Linked DNA regions of Homo sapiens: region 1 is linked to region 2. Evidence: chromatin loops called from intact Hi-C (ENCODE). Cell type or tissue: psoas muscle. All regions are shown on one strand. Each heading gives the region's core, and the rest is flanking DNA. Links, peaks and the distances in the headings are about the cores only.

What was found. Hi-C counts contacts between places; a loop is a spot of excess contacts. Peaks named below come from ENCODE experiments on the same cell type or tissue, not always from the same donor. Only the 100,000 strongest peaks of a DNase experiment are listed, where the experiment ranks them.
Region 1: it touches region 2 in a loop (3-fold over the local background); 13 of 110 quality-filtered maps call a loop at or near these places.

What each region holds. Positions count from the first base shown.
Region 1 is chr18:66,480,126-66,490,758 of GRCh38, reverse strand. No RefSeq gene overlaps it. Among named protein-coding and RNA genes, the nearest start is that of CDH19, 120 kb to the left of the region's middle. In psoas muscle, for the core only: no CTCF peak of the experiment used is centred there; no DNase peak of the experiment used is centred there.
Region 2 is chr18:66,122,510-66,127,509 of GRCh38, reverse strand. No RefSeq gene overlaps it. Among named protein-coding and RNA genes, the nearest start is that of CDH7, 370 kb to the right of the region's middle. In psoas muscle, for the core only: a CTCF peak has its summit at 2,921; no DNase peak of the experiment used is centred there.

The DNA of each region.
Region 1 (10,633 bases), core at 3,450-8,449, 360 kb before region 2:
TTTAAAACAAGACTGAAACTTGATAGTGGGAATCCTTCATAGCTTACTTTTCTTCAGTATGTGTGGGCTATTCTAAATATTTTGCTTTCCATAGAAAATTTAGAGTAGTTTGTCTATATCTACCAAGTAGTTTTCTTGGGTTTGTATTGAAATTGCATTGAATCTAAAGATCAAGTTGGAGAGAATTGACAAGGTTGTCTTCCATTCCATGAACAAAATTATCTGTCAAATTATTTACTTATTTAGATCTCCTTGGATTTATTTTATCAGAATTTTGTAGATTTCCATGGATTTTTGATTTTCTAAAGATTCTTATTATGGGTTTCAATTTTTTGGTTGCTAGTATAAATGTAAATGCATTTCAAGTTTGATTTCTGATTGTTTAGTATTGATATATAAGCAACCAATTGACTTTGGTATGTTAACCTTGTATCCTGAAGCCTTGCTATACTTTCTTATTTGTTTCAGGTTTTTGCTTGTTTGTTTTCAACTGTCTATGATTTTCTAAATACGCAATGATGTCATCAGCAAACAAAAAACAAATACATTATTTCTTCTTTCCCAATCTGTACACCTTTCATTTTACTTTCTTGTATAATCACAGCAGCTATGAATTCCAATATTATGTCGAATGGGAATGGTGAGAGGAAATACCTTTGCTTTTCCCCAGTTAGTGTAAAAAAGTCCAGTTTCTCAGCATTACCTGTGTTGTTAGCCATAAAGCTTTTATGATATTCTCCATCAAGCTGACAAATTTTTCCTCTGTTTTGCTAAGAGTTTTTATCATGAATAGGAGTTGGATTTTGTAAAGTACTTCTTCAGCAACAATTGCTATAATGGTTTTCCTGTTTTAACTTGTTCATGTTGTAGAAGACATTTATTGATTTTCTAAGGTTGAACTAGCCTACCATAGTTGGAAAAACTCCTGACTAGTAATGGAATATAATACCATTATACAGTCATCCCTGGACATCGATGGGGGATTGGTTTCAGGACTTCCCCATACCCAAATCCGTGCACACCCAAGTCCCACATCTGACTCTTTGTATATGTAAGTTTCTCATCCATTGAATATATATTTGTGATTTGCATTTGGTTGCAGATGTGGAATCCTCTGATATGAAAGGCCGACTATATTTATTGCAAAAACTGTGCATGTAAGTGGAATCATACAGTTCAAACTCGTGTTGTTTGGGTGTCAACTGCACCTTGTTTTGCTAATACAGTTGTCTCTCATTATCCATGAGGGATATATAAGTTCCTTATATAAAATGTTGCAGTATTTGCAAATAAGTAGAAATTCATTGATGAGAATAAGCATCAATAAGTAGCCCTGGGAAATTTTAAAAGCATTAATACCTGGTTATAAAATTTCATAAATCAATCATTGACATATGAATATAAACGAACAAAAAACTTAAAACCTCCTTATGTGGTAAATAAGGCATATGTAGGAAAATGATTCTACTTGGTTCACTTATGTTTCTGCATACTTTGTAACAGAAACATTGATTCTTTTCTGTTCTGAATTATCTTTTCAAAGATGTGTTATAGCACATTCTTGGAAGAGATTGTGTTTCAGTCAAGAGCAAAGGTTGAGTTTGTAGTCTTAGAAGGCACGATAGCATCTCCCATTGGCAGAAAAAATAGTCATGCTTACTGTCTAATATAAAAGATTCAAATTTCCTAAACTAAAACTAAGCTCTTAAATTCAGATTTCCTTTTCTGAAATGCAATCCCATGAATGTGTAGGTGTCATTTAGAGCATTATGTCACTGAGAAATTATGGTGGGGAACAGGCACAAATTCTGACACTGTTGTTACTACTCTTAAAATGGGTAAGGAAGGCTGTTGTTTCTGACCTTGGAATCTTGTGTCTTCTGCTAGTGTTTATAAGATTGTGACAGATTAATTTGTTGGCTGGCAAGAGAGTAGAATCACAGCATAATAAGGCAATGAAGAACCTTATAAAATCAATTAGTTTGTAAAATGTTAAACTATGTGATATATTTTAACTTGTGTAAAAATATTTAATACTATATTGATATGGTTTGGCTGTGTCCCCACATAAATCTCATCTTGAATTGTAGCTCCCAATTGTTGTGGGAGGGACCCAGTGGGAGGTAATTGACTCATGGGGGTAGGTCTTTCTTGTGCTGTTCTCGTAATAGTGAATAAGTCACATGAGATCTGATGGTTTTATAAAGGGGAGTTTTCCTGCACAAGCTCTATTCTGTTTTCTGCCACCATGTGAGACGTGTCTTTCACCTTCTGCCATGATTGTGTGGCCTCCTCAGCCACGTAGAATTGTGAGTCCAATAAACCTCTTTCTTTTGTAAATTGCCCAGCCTTGGGTATGTCTTTGTCAATAGTGTGAAACGGACTAACATATACACACATATATATGTACATACATGGGCTAGTACAACCTAGATTCGATTGAATTAACTAAGAAAACAACACAATTCTTAACTTTTTATTATTTTTTCATTAAAAATTGTTTTTTCTTTTCTTATTTTCTTAGAATTAATGAGTGGCTCAGAGAAGACTCCCAAATTTTTTTTATCATAATATACACTCTAAAATTTAAATCAGCACGGCCATCTTCCTAAGTGATATGTTTTCTCTAATACATTTAAATCTGATTTAAAAATCACCATTATAAGTATGGTTATATATACATTTATTTAAAATAATTACACTATTAATAATGAAGAGACAACACCACAAAACATGCATAATTCTTAGGATAATGTACACACTTTGGGCCTGACTTTTATAGGCTTCCATTACTGTTGTGTTGTAATTGGAAATTGTTTGTGGCCCTTGTGAATTCCAGGGCAGCAGTCAGCAAATCTTTTTTTAAAAAGAGTCAGATATTACATATTTAAGGCATGCTGTGTATGCGGTCTCTATGGAAACTATAAAACCCTGCTTTGTAGTATAACAGAACCAAAGATGATTCGTCAATTAATAGGCATGGTTATGGTCCAATAAATCCTTATTCATAAACTCAGATAGCTGGCCCACCAGCCATAGTTCTCTAACCCCTACGATATTGTTTGGAAATACAATACACCTACATATATAGTTTGGTGCTCTAGTCTTTTAAGTAATGATTTATTTTCAATGTCCTGAGAGTTAAACAATATGATACAGAATTTGCCTTGATTATGCTCTGGAGGGTGGGTTCTGGTACTGACTCTATCAGTTACAGGCAGGTAATTTAAATCCCCTACTTCAGATTTTTCATGTGCAAAATCAATTACAGGAAGATCTATCTGAAAGAAGAGGTTAGAAAGGAGAAAAACCAATTAGGTTTTCACAACCTGCTTATTCATATTTTAATATCTTTCTAGGAATTCATTAAAAACATCTGCTTAATAAACCTGGGATGATTTTGAAGATCAAATTAGAAAATGTACCTGAAAGTATACTATAAATGATGATACTTAATATGTAAACTTTTATTATTATAACTAGTAAGTGTATTATGTTCCTTATATCTAGCTAAGTGCTATCTGACCCTCTGATTAGGTATAGTCCCATAGCTCAATGGACAATCAATCAACAGATCAGTTGATCAACAATGCCATTTTTATCCTTGATTTTCTGGTATTTTCACTTCTTAAAGAAGATGCTTCTTTACTACTGGTTTTTCAGTCAGCTCTGCTTTAACTTAGCTTGGTTAAGAGAAGACTACATGACTTTGAAATAACCTAGATTTTTAGCATATAACTCCACATTTCACCCATAATTTCTCCCAGTGCAGCCATTTCTTTGAATGGACACTTTCAGTGGAGTGATTATCATATACAGTACTTCTCATAAGATACAGATCTTCTTTAAGTAGTGGCCATCCCTGTCATTTCTTTAAAGCAAAAGCCTGTAGATCATTTTTCTTATATAATTTAACAGTGAAGTGGGTTTAATGCTTTACTAAAGAATTATGGGAATTTTTCTAAAACATGAATTTGTCAGGATATAACTCTAGTGTCTTTATGGGCAATTTTATTTTGAAACATAGTCCAGTGTGAAATCAGTCTACTTGACTTTAAAATTAAACTAAGAAAGCATATTCTGAAATAATTTTAAAGCACTGTCTCTATCCACATGCCCTTTTTCTGAAACTAGTAAATGCATCAAGAGGTACATTTAGAAATGGGATTAAATGCAAGTCACTTCATTTTCAGAGTCCCATAGTGACACGTTGCAGGACACATGAAGATACAGTGGTTATTTGTCTTTTTTATCACTAGTTGGCTTAGATTTTTTATTCATCTCTGTTACTCCTTTCTGAATTGATCCTAATTGATCATGCCAAAAAGTTATCTCTTTAATAATCACAGAACATAATACAGAGCTGTGTGCTTAATAAGTGATCAATGAAATCATAAATTAGGCTCTTAGGATAGGTATAAATTATCCTTACTAAATTCACTTATCCAAAAAGAGGAATGGTTAAAACTGTGCTAAGAGAGACCATTGCTCTTTTTGGGTCATAGACACCTTCTATTTCAAGATAATAAGAATTAAATGAACTGCAGCAGCCTGAATGTTATCATGCATTTATGGTGCATGAATTTACACCAACATTATTTTTAGAGAGCCTATGTCAAACTTGGGAAAATGTGCCAAGCAGGTGAAAGTTTCTCTATGGCTTCTTATAAATTAACTAAAGATTTGGATTTTACAAGTGTAAAAAAAAAAAAACTTAGTAAACTGGCCCCCAAAAAATCACAAGATGAAGAGAATCTTTAAGAGTATACAATCTATTCTTTCAATTTCTCAGATTTATTACATTTGATAATATGATGACATCTTCTACAATTTAATTGAAGTCATGGAAAATTTGAAAACATAAAATTTCATATTAGTCTTATATCAAAGATCATTAGCATCACACCTTATCAACTGGAGAATTCAATTTAGGGACTTCCATAAACATGTAATACACTTTGTACAAACACTATCATAGAACCCATATTTCTCAGAGGTATCTACGAAAATATCCTGAGAAATACTGTGAAGGATTTTATTGTTCTTAAAATCCAGATGCGTTATTTCCTTACTCTATTTCCTAATCTAATATTTGCTAAACATAAATTACAGGGTACAGTAATGTATACATTTAAGTTTGCTTTTTATCACTCTTGGTAAGTCAAATGAGATAAAATTTAATTTAGGAAATTAAATGCATAAAATTATTAGAAGATTCCATTTTTAAAAGTCTAGGAGAAAGTTTACTACATAGTTTCCATTTGGTTATCAGGGATTAGAAAGTTACCAGATTTGCAGGAAAATCTCTACGATCACAGATGTCTATAGCACTTGACAGGAAATTTACGGAAAAAAATAATAAAGCCTCAAAGGCGTAGAATATTGCTTCCTTCGATGTCCATGGTCTGCTTACCGTTACTGGAATAATCAGTTTTGTTTTTTAATTTTTCACCTTCCAGAACTCACAGAACTTCCTCTTCTGGTAGAGTTAAAATTAAAATAATGAGAATGGAGGGGAAGTTCGGCCCATTTCTGCCATCAAGCTGTCAGCAAGAAAAATAGAAACTACTCTTTCCTGAAGATAGGTATTTACTATAGGAAATGATACACCAAAAAATCCTTTTGAATGCTGAAGAGGTCATGGTCAAAAAAAATATTGCTAGCTCTCAAATTCATTCTTTGATTTTTAAAAAATCATTAATTTGCAAAAATACAAGAAAACTTCTGACACTAATCTCAACTGCCTATGTCACCAAACAGGGAAATTTTCATGGAAATACTAAAGAGCTGCACAAATTAATATCTGCCAAAAACCATGCACATGCCTGAGGCTATTGAGGAAAATTAATGGGTTTTCTTCTCTTCTGCCTTCCAAATTGGCTTTATTTCTCTGCCTTTCAAACTTTTCACCAGCAAAACTTAACAAGAAACTTGCTGGAAATGCTTCCTGTCCCTAAGATGTCAGGAAGTGCTAAGAGATGATGGGCAAGATTGTTGGTTAAAATATATCATTTTCTCTGTTTGTTGTCACCCACATTCAATCCATTATCAAGTTCTGTTGAGTATACCTCTTAAACAGATATCAAATTTATTCAGTTGTCTCTATGTCTACCATTATTATCCAATTACAAGCCAACATTCTTACAAGGACTATTGCAATGACTCTTAACTGGTCTCTAAATACTTCTAATACTAGATTTGTCTCCTTCACATTTGTTCAGCTGCCAGAGTCATTCTTCTAAAGTGCTTATTGCAATATGTCATGCCACTACCTAAATTACTTTATGTCTTACTCTGCATTTAAATAATATCAAACTCCTCAGCATAGCGCCAGCAATAAAAAAAATTAACATTCATTAAGTAGTTACTATGTGCAAGAAATATACCATGCACTGTCTATTTGGTATCTCATTGAAGCATTAGAAATACCATGGGAGGTGGATATCTTTATTATGTCCATTTTGTCAATAATAAGTTGAAACAAAAAGTGATAAACAACTTATGGCCACTCAGCAAGTTAATATGAAAACTCGTGATGGTCTGTGCTGCATTCCTGAGCTAGCTACTTGTCATTCTTCCAAATTCATTCTCTTTTCTCTCACTCACAATGGTCCAGACCCAATCGATTACTTTCATTTTTTTGCACATACTGATGTCTATCTTGATATATTGCCTTGCACATATTATTTTTAATCTGTGAAATAGTTTCCTGCTATTATTTGTAGAACTTATTCTTCAAGTCCTGATTTAAATATCTCCCAAGATAAGACTTTTAAGACTATTCTATTTATAGATATTTTTTACGATTATTTTCTGTATATCTTTAGAAAACATGTCTACACTTGTCAAAATTGTAATTACATATTCTATTGTTAACTTATTTTCTGTTTCTTTAGATGCACTGTAAGTTGCAGAGTCTGTTTCTAAAACACTAGCAATTTTGTATCTTGACCAACGTTTTGTTCAATGTGGTCACTCAGTAAATATGAATGAATAAATGGAGATCTCAGCTGCTCAAGTTTGAAAATTATATACAATTTACAAAACCAACTATCAAGTCATTCTTAGCATTACACTAATGTTCTATGTTGGATGTCCCAATTTCTCCAACAGCTGCTCTTCTCAAGAAATGAAACAAATTTGTCTATTTTCTGACAGTTACTCAAATTTAAGCCACAAAAGTTTCTATTGACCTATTCATGAATGGTAGATTATGGAGCTCTTCCTGGTCCCAACCAGGTGAATTTAATAGTTCAAACATGGTGGGGACGACCAACTCTAGAATGGCCTATATGACAACTGCTAGAAAGATGTGACTATTTAACACTTGAAATAAGGCTAGTCTGGATTGAAAAGTTGTGTAAATATAATATACACACAGGATTTCAAAGACTTTATGTGAAAATAAAACAATACATAGTATCATATCAATAATTTTATACTGACGCATGTTGAAATGATAATATATGGTACATACTGAGTTAAGTAAAATATAGTACTGCATTAATTTTACTTGCTTATTTTAAAAAACATAGCTTATATATCTGAAATCTATGTCTTGTCATATAATTCTGTTAGCCAGTTCTGGAACAACTTGTTCCAAAGGTTGTCAGTTTTATTAAGTTCTTTCCTTGCATTTACTTTTCCTAAATTGAAACATTTGCTGAAGTTAATTACCCTAAGCAAGGGACCCCCCAGCGGATCACAACTCAACAAAATCTGTGACGCTGCCAGCAGATCACAATTCAACAAAATCTGTGACACTGAAGAAATCATATGTGGCTTCAAGAGCTACCTCAGGCATGCCATAACCTAGCCACATTTTGTTTTGTTTTGTTCATTTCTTTTTTTATTTTTATTTTATTATTATTATACTTCAAGTTTTAGGGTACATGTGCACAATGTGCAGGTTAGTTGCATATGTATACATGTGCCATGCTGGTGTGCTGCACCCATTAACTCTTCATTTAGCTTTAGGTATATCTCCTAATGCTATCCCTCCCCACTCCCCAACCCCACAACAGTCCCCAGAGTGTGATGTTCCCCTTCCTGTGTCCATGTGTTCTCATTGTTCAGTTCCCACCTGTGAGTGAGAACATGTGGTGTTTTGTTTATTTCTTTAGGAAATTTTTTGTTCCACGTAAAAGTTTAACTCTTTACCTCCCGTCAACTGAGTTCTCATGGTCAGAAATCATTTGATGTTGGCGTGTATCATATCCATTCCATGCCTATGGAGGATATAACAATATGTTCAACTGGAAAATGGAAAAGTAACTTGACAGATTCATCTCATCCCAACAGTAGGTCATTTTGATATAAAATATGTAATTAGTTTTTCCATAGCCATTCCTCTACCCACAACATTTTGTTTTGTATTGCTTTGCTTTAAACCAGGTATTATAATTACTATCCTGCTACTTCTTGCTAATTTTTATACACAGTCATTTTTAAAAATAAGGTACAAATGACATATTTATTCTTTTACCCCAGCAGCATATTTCAGGAATTTTATCTGAAATAAACATAAACGTACCAGTACGAAAAGATATGAATATATATAACGGATGTATGTTGACATTATTTCCAAGTGTTACACATTGCAATATTCTCAATGCTATTTATGTGAGATGATACCATACTGCTGAGTAACTCCATTATTTTTTTTACTTATCAAAATACTGCATATATCCATCACAATCAATGCACATTTACTAAAATCTGCACAGTATAAATGTACAATTGTTTATTCAACTTTTATCTCATATTTTCAATTCTTTCTTGATAATAGTGTGCACCAACTTGGCTAGGCTATGGCATCCAGTTATTTATTCAAAGACTTCTTTAGATGATTCTTTTTCAGGAAGTATTTTTTACATGTAATTAATATTTAAATCAGTAGCCTTTTAATAAAGCAGATTACTCGTCATAATATGGATGAGACTCATCCCATTGGTTGAAGGCCTTAAGAGCAAAGACTGAAGTTTCCCGAAAGAAGAAGGGATTTGGCCTCAAGACTACATTAAATCTCACCTGAATTTCCAGCTGGCTGGCTTGTACTACATATTTGAACTTGCTAATGGCCAATCTTATAAGCCAGTTCCTTAAAATAATAATTAAAAAAAAAGACTCCATTTCTCTCTCTCGCTCTCTACACACAAATACACACACACACACACACACACACACACACACCCCACACACACACTTAATATTGGTTCCATTTTTTTTGGGGGGGAGAATCCCAACTAATATTGCTATTCATTATTGTCTGTATAATTTTAAATATATTTCTTAGTTTCTTGAGGTGCGTCATGAATTTTGGATAGTTTCACCCAGAGTTGTCATAAGGTGTGACAAAAAGTTTTCATAATTATATTTAGGTTTTAGAACTATCATTTCAACTGCAATGTATGAAACATGCTGTATTTTATGGGGCGAGATCTAAAGATCAGTTAGTTTGACACTCTAAAGGAAGAGTAATGTTGTTCATTACAGGAAGACCGTATGGGTTGTTAAGAAAATGAGATACATAACTTTCCTTTTTTACATGAAAATAATTATTTATAGTGACACTTTTTTTTTTAATACTGAGTTTCACTCTGTCGTCTAGCTGGAGTGCAGTGGTGCAATCTCGTCATGCTGCAACCTCCGCCTCCCAGGTTCAAGTGATTCTCCTGTCTCAGCCCCTTGAGTTGTTGGGATTACAGGTGCACACCACCACACCCAGCTAATTTTTGTATTTTTAGTAGAGACAGGGTTTCACCATGTTGGCCAGGCTGGTCTCGAACCCCTGACCTGAGGTGATCAGTCCAACTCAGCCTCCCAAAGTGTTAGGATTACAGGTGCGAGCTGCCGCACTGGGCCTATAGTGACACATTTTAAGGTATGATCAAAATAGTGAGTGGTTACAGTGAAGAAGATGAATTATCTGTAGAAATATTTACATATCCATAATGAAGATTGGATTTTTTTCAGAGAAAGATGTGATCAAAAAATGAGGACAATGAACAGAAAATTGTTAGGCAACAGTAACAGGAGGAGTCAGATGTAAATAAATGAAATTTCCAATTCACAAATGAACCTAGTATAATGGCAATGTGAAAGATAGTAAGCAGCATATGTAGTAGGGTACTGCCGGAGGAACAGAAACACTATCCTTACCCGAGTTAGGTTTCAATGATATTCAGTAAGGAAGAAAGAAGCCTTCCTCAACAGCTTGATTCTAGAGTTGATTTTTATATGAGACAGTTGTTAAAAACCATCTGCAGACTCTTTGTGGATGACTTAAATACACCATACCGTTTGTCATCATTATGGATCACATGGGTGAATTTTGAAATAGGTGTTGAATAAATATTGGATAAATGAATAAATCAATGAACTTATAATGCCACAAGTTTATCCATTTTAATCTATTAATTGTATGAAGTTATCTCATTGATTTTTTAATATTCCTTTTATAATTTAGTAATATCGTTATTGTACAAATGACTGAAAGGATTTGAAAGTGGCCTAATTTTGGAAACCCTCTCAAAGAAGTACCCAGTAAGTACCTGGTAGCCATTCATATTTAAATTGGATTTTTACTTTGATGTTCTAAGTGTATCATATCACAGGCACATAATGAGAATCA
Region 2 (5,000 bases), core at 1-5,000:
TTTCAAGACTTGTGGCACCTTCAAAGATAGGAATCACATCACACCAGCCACTGCTTCCATATTCTCATCTCTTTCTCTGGCTCTTCTGCCTTCCCATTTCATATGTTAAGGATCCTTGTTATTTCCTTAGATCCATCTAGGGAGATAATGCAGAATAATCTTCTCACTTCAAGATTCTTAACTTAGTGACATTTGTAAAACATGTTTGCCAAGTACAGGTTATAGAGATTAGGGCATGGTCATCTTTGGGGACCATTATTATGGCTACCACACCACCCTATAATTGCACAGAAAAGAACTTTCTGGGAAGTGTATTTCCATTTTAACTAAGCTGGCTCAGAACAAATCCGCCACATAGTGTAAATATTTAATTCAATTCTAACAGGATTTCTAAGGCATATCAAAAAGAAAAAAAAAACCAGCCAACACTATTTTCTTCCCCTTAGTTCACTGATGGAGAGCATTGAATTTAAAAAAAAAGAAGAATACCATACATTTTCATGTTAGCATATTGTAGAAGAATAATTTATAATGGTTCATAAGTTATTGCCAACTTAAATATATATATGTGTGTGTGTATATATATGTGTATATATATATGTGTGTGTGTGTGTATATATATATGTATGTATGTGAATGGCTAGTTACCTGTCCATCTCCACTCACCAAACAGATGTGCCCAAGGTTTACAAAAACGTTATGTTATTGAACATGTTCTCTGTTATGACAGATATAAAGGAAAAGCCTTCTTATATTTTGAGAAACAAGAACCTAGAGTATTGAAAACAAACTACAATTATATTCATCATACACACATGTCAAAATAAAATTTTTTCAGATAATATTTTCCAGTGAAATAAATTTACTATGTGAATGCCTCACTCACTATGTGAGTTATTTCATGCTCATGCTTCATTGTTTTCTCTTTTGCTTTTGATTCCCTTGCTGTGCAGGGATGATGCCTTTTTGCTTTTCTTCCTCAAATCACTGCAGTCTCTTGCCCAGTATACAAGCTTGTTGAGCACTACTTTATTTGAAACAGAGTGAAGCCATCACCAGAGGCTAATTAATTTCTCTAGGGATGCAGAATAAGGCAAAGATATAGGGTGGGAGATGATGTCTTTCTTACATGGTGACGTTTGTATTCAAAGCAAATTTTGTAAATTATCAGGCCGATTTCTTCCTCCTCAGGGATTTGTGGAATGGTTTAAAAAAATGCATGATATATTTTTGAATGCTTAAGAACTGGGTTCCATCCTAAGCTTAAAATTATGATAAATATTGCACCCAGCACAAATTAGGTAAGACCAAATCACCCTGTGGTTGCTATAATTAACTAAAATGATAAAGACTCCTGAATTTGTGTGTGTTGTGTGTGTGTGTATTTCTGCTAGAGCACTACAAGAAGAGCATGAAAGATGCATAGGGAGTTTTATCAGTGAGTGCTGAGAGCACATAAAATAGGGATGCATACATTTATAACAATTCTCATTTTTCTGCTCTAAACGCAGTGTGTGCATTAAAGAGAAGCAGGCACCACCTGTGACCACCATCACCAATTACTTATTATTTCACAATAAAATTATATTTATAAACAATAGGGTCAAAATTAAAGACTATAGTCAAATTGTTGCTTTAATTTTGCCCAGTGGCTTTCCTATTTCAGAACACTGTATAGAAAACTACTGGAATTTTGTGCCTAGAGGGATGATTTTCCTGCTGTGTAGAGCCATATTCCTCTTAAACCCAAGCAATGACTCCCCCATGCCTTCCAAATCAAAGATTAGCTCCTCAGTTTGATGTTCGTGACCTTCCACCATCTGGCTCATAACATTTTTACTTCATATCCTCTTACTTTCCTGTAAAAAATCCCGTCAAGTCAAAGTAAATTTTTCTTTTTTCTCTTAATATTCCCAAATCTTGCTACTTTGCCACCTTTTTTCCTGTACTGAGAAATTTTTTTCTACTCTTTAGAAAAATCTTACCTATCATTTAAAATCTGTTTCCAATACCATCTTCTCCACGTGATATTTCCTTACATTTTACACTGAATATCATCACTTTAGCTTTCAAATGTTCATTCTCTCCTTTTGCTTCCTCTCCCTCTCATTCTCCGCCTCCCTGCGTTCTCTTGCTATAACATATTTCTGTATTTTTGTAATTTAGCTTAGATTTAATTATATGTAAATGAACTACATAAAAGAGGTGTGATTTCATGAACTTTCTCTAAGAGTAACTACCAGTGTTAGTTCACCTGCTTGAGTTGTACTATCAAAAATATGTCTTGGGACAAGGTGTAAGATGCATGTAGATGGACATAACATAATTAAACTTTAAAATCTATTTTCAGGTTTATATTTTACAGTGGAAACTTGAAAAGAAAGAATGTTAAGTATGGAAACATTTTTATGAAATAGTGCTCATTATAGATTATTTTCTTTTTTTTCAAAAGTCAGTACAATTCATAAGCCTCATACATTAGCTCTTCCCTTGCTATTGTTCTAACAGATAAAGAGAAAAAAAATCCCTAGATATTAGGAGGCAAGTGAGAAAGAATTTTTTACTGTGAAGAGGGCAAACTCCAACCTCTTGTATTTGCATGGATATGTGTGAGATATATTAGGAACAGAGTTAAAGATATCAATATTTTGCTGGCAAAGCAACTGGTCCTCAATATGAACCATTGTAAATCGCCTATGTAAAAGTAAAAAATGTTCCACAATAAATACATCAATGATGATAAAAGAAATAAAAGCATCAAATAAGCTAACCAGTGTTTAACAATAAGACACATGTCTTCTATTTCTCCCTATTATTAGAGGATACTTTGCTAAGTGTAGAGTTCTTTAGAGTTTTTGAGTTAAGAGCCCATTAGCATTTCTGTAAAAAGAAGACATGGTCTCAAGATTCCACCATGTGGTAGATGTTGGGATTCCTGATGTGTATGTATCTAAGGTAACTGCTTAATTCGCTGTATATCATCAATTCCACATGTGAGTTCTTTTTTAAAATGTTGCTTTACAAAGTTCCACAATAAAATATTCTCTGCAGTTGTTATTTTAAATTGATTTATTTTTTTAGATGGATTTTCACCTGTCGCCCAGGCTGGAGTGCAATGGAGACATCTCAGCTCACTGCAATCTCTGCCTCCTGGGATCAAGTGATTCTCCTGCCTCAGCCTCCCAAGTAGCTGGGATTACAGGTATGTGCTACCATGCCCAGCTAATTTTTTAATATTTTTAGTAGAGACGGGGTTTCACCATGTTGGTCAGGCTGGTCTCTAACTCCTGAACACAGGTAATCCGCCTGCCTCGGCCTCCCGAAGTGCTGGGATTACAGGCGTGAGGCACCATGCCCAGCTGGATTTTTATTTAAGGGAAAAAAAAGCACCATCCAAAAGGCTTCAAGATCCTTGAGTTTGTTATGAATACACTGGGTAAATAAAACAATTAATAGGACAGTATCTAAGCAAGGCAAATTATTATTTGATTAATCACAATTATAGAAACATAATTATTCATGTTTAGCCTAATGAACTGTTCATATTTCCTGAGAAGATTAAACACTATGCCAAGAAATAGTCAGTTGCAATGTTTATCAATTATTTCTCAAGAAACTCTAAAGAACCCTACACTTAGCAAAGTACCCTCTAATAATACGGGGAAATAGAAGACATGTGTCTTATTGTTAAACACTGGTTAGCTTATTTTGATGCGATCACTGAGAATCATGTTGTCTGTGGAGCTTAATAATTATGAAGGCTACAGGTATTCAATAAAACAAATTAAAAGATGAATTAAATGAAAGTTCTACCGATGACATAAACATCTTCAAAACCCCGTTGGAAGTGATCTATGATAAAATTATTCTTGGTAAAAATTGGATAGGAGAGTTTATTAGCTTAAAATACTACCAAAGATAACTATATGAGGTAATGCATATGTTAATTAGCTAAATTTAACCATTCCACAATACTTCAAAGCATGTTGTCCCTGATAAATGCATACACTTTTATTTATTAATTTAAATAAATAAACAAATTTGAAGGGAAAAATACTACCAAAATTGATACAGTTTCTGTCATAGTTTCTCTTTTTTAGTCATGGGCATGAAAATATAAAGGAATGAAATTTAAAGTATGGCGATATTAAAAAGATGAGAGTTACCTTTTATTTTTGTCTCACATGTCATCAAGGACTATACTCACTTTATGGACCATAGTTGAAAATCATCTGCCAAATCATGAATATGCACCCTCCTATAGTTAATAAAAGATATTCTATGCATGTCATACATTACTTCAGGAATAAAATAATCAGCAGAAATGTGTATCCATTACTTTTGGGGATCGATGAATGTCCCCTGATTTCCAAACTCAAGCTAATGTTAAAAATGAACATTTTCCATGTTTGCATTTCTTTGCACTTCAGAGAAGCAGCTGAGACCAGAAGCAGAAATGCTAATATTCTGTGAGAACAGCTGTTGTTATGGTATTTCTGGACTAGCTGCTTGCAGGAAGATTAAATCTCGCTGTAAAACTTGCATTTTCTCCTAGAATCCTCAGCTCAATTTCATAAATTCGAAAGGTATGGGCAGGTGAGATGCAATTGTGATAAGCAACCCGTCAGGTTATTTCTCTGCATTGCAGCAAGCCTTTAAACTTTTCTCAGCTATAATGCATCTCCATTAATAGTGAGTTTAACGTCATGAGTTACGGTGGAAGCCACAAAAAATATATATCTATTCTGCTTAAAATGAGAAATCCCAAAATTGGAAAAGGAAATCTGGAGTGAGAAAAAAAGCCCTGGAACTTTTTTTTTTTTTAATCTTTGGGGATATAGAGGCGGAGGTTGCAGTGAGCTGAGGTGGCTCCATTGCACTCCATCCTCGGCAAGAAGAGCAAATATCCATAATAAATAAATAAATACATTTAAAATAATAACTGCAGAGAATATGTTATTGTGGAACTTTATAAAGCAACATTTAGAAAAAAGAACTCA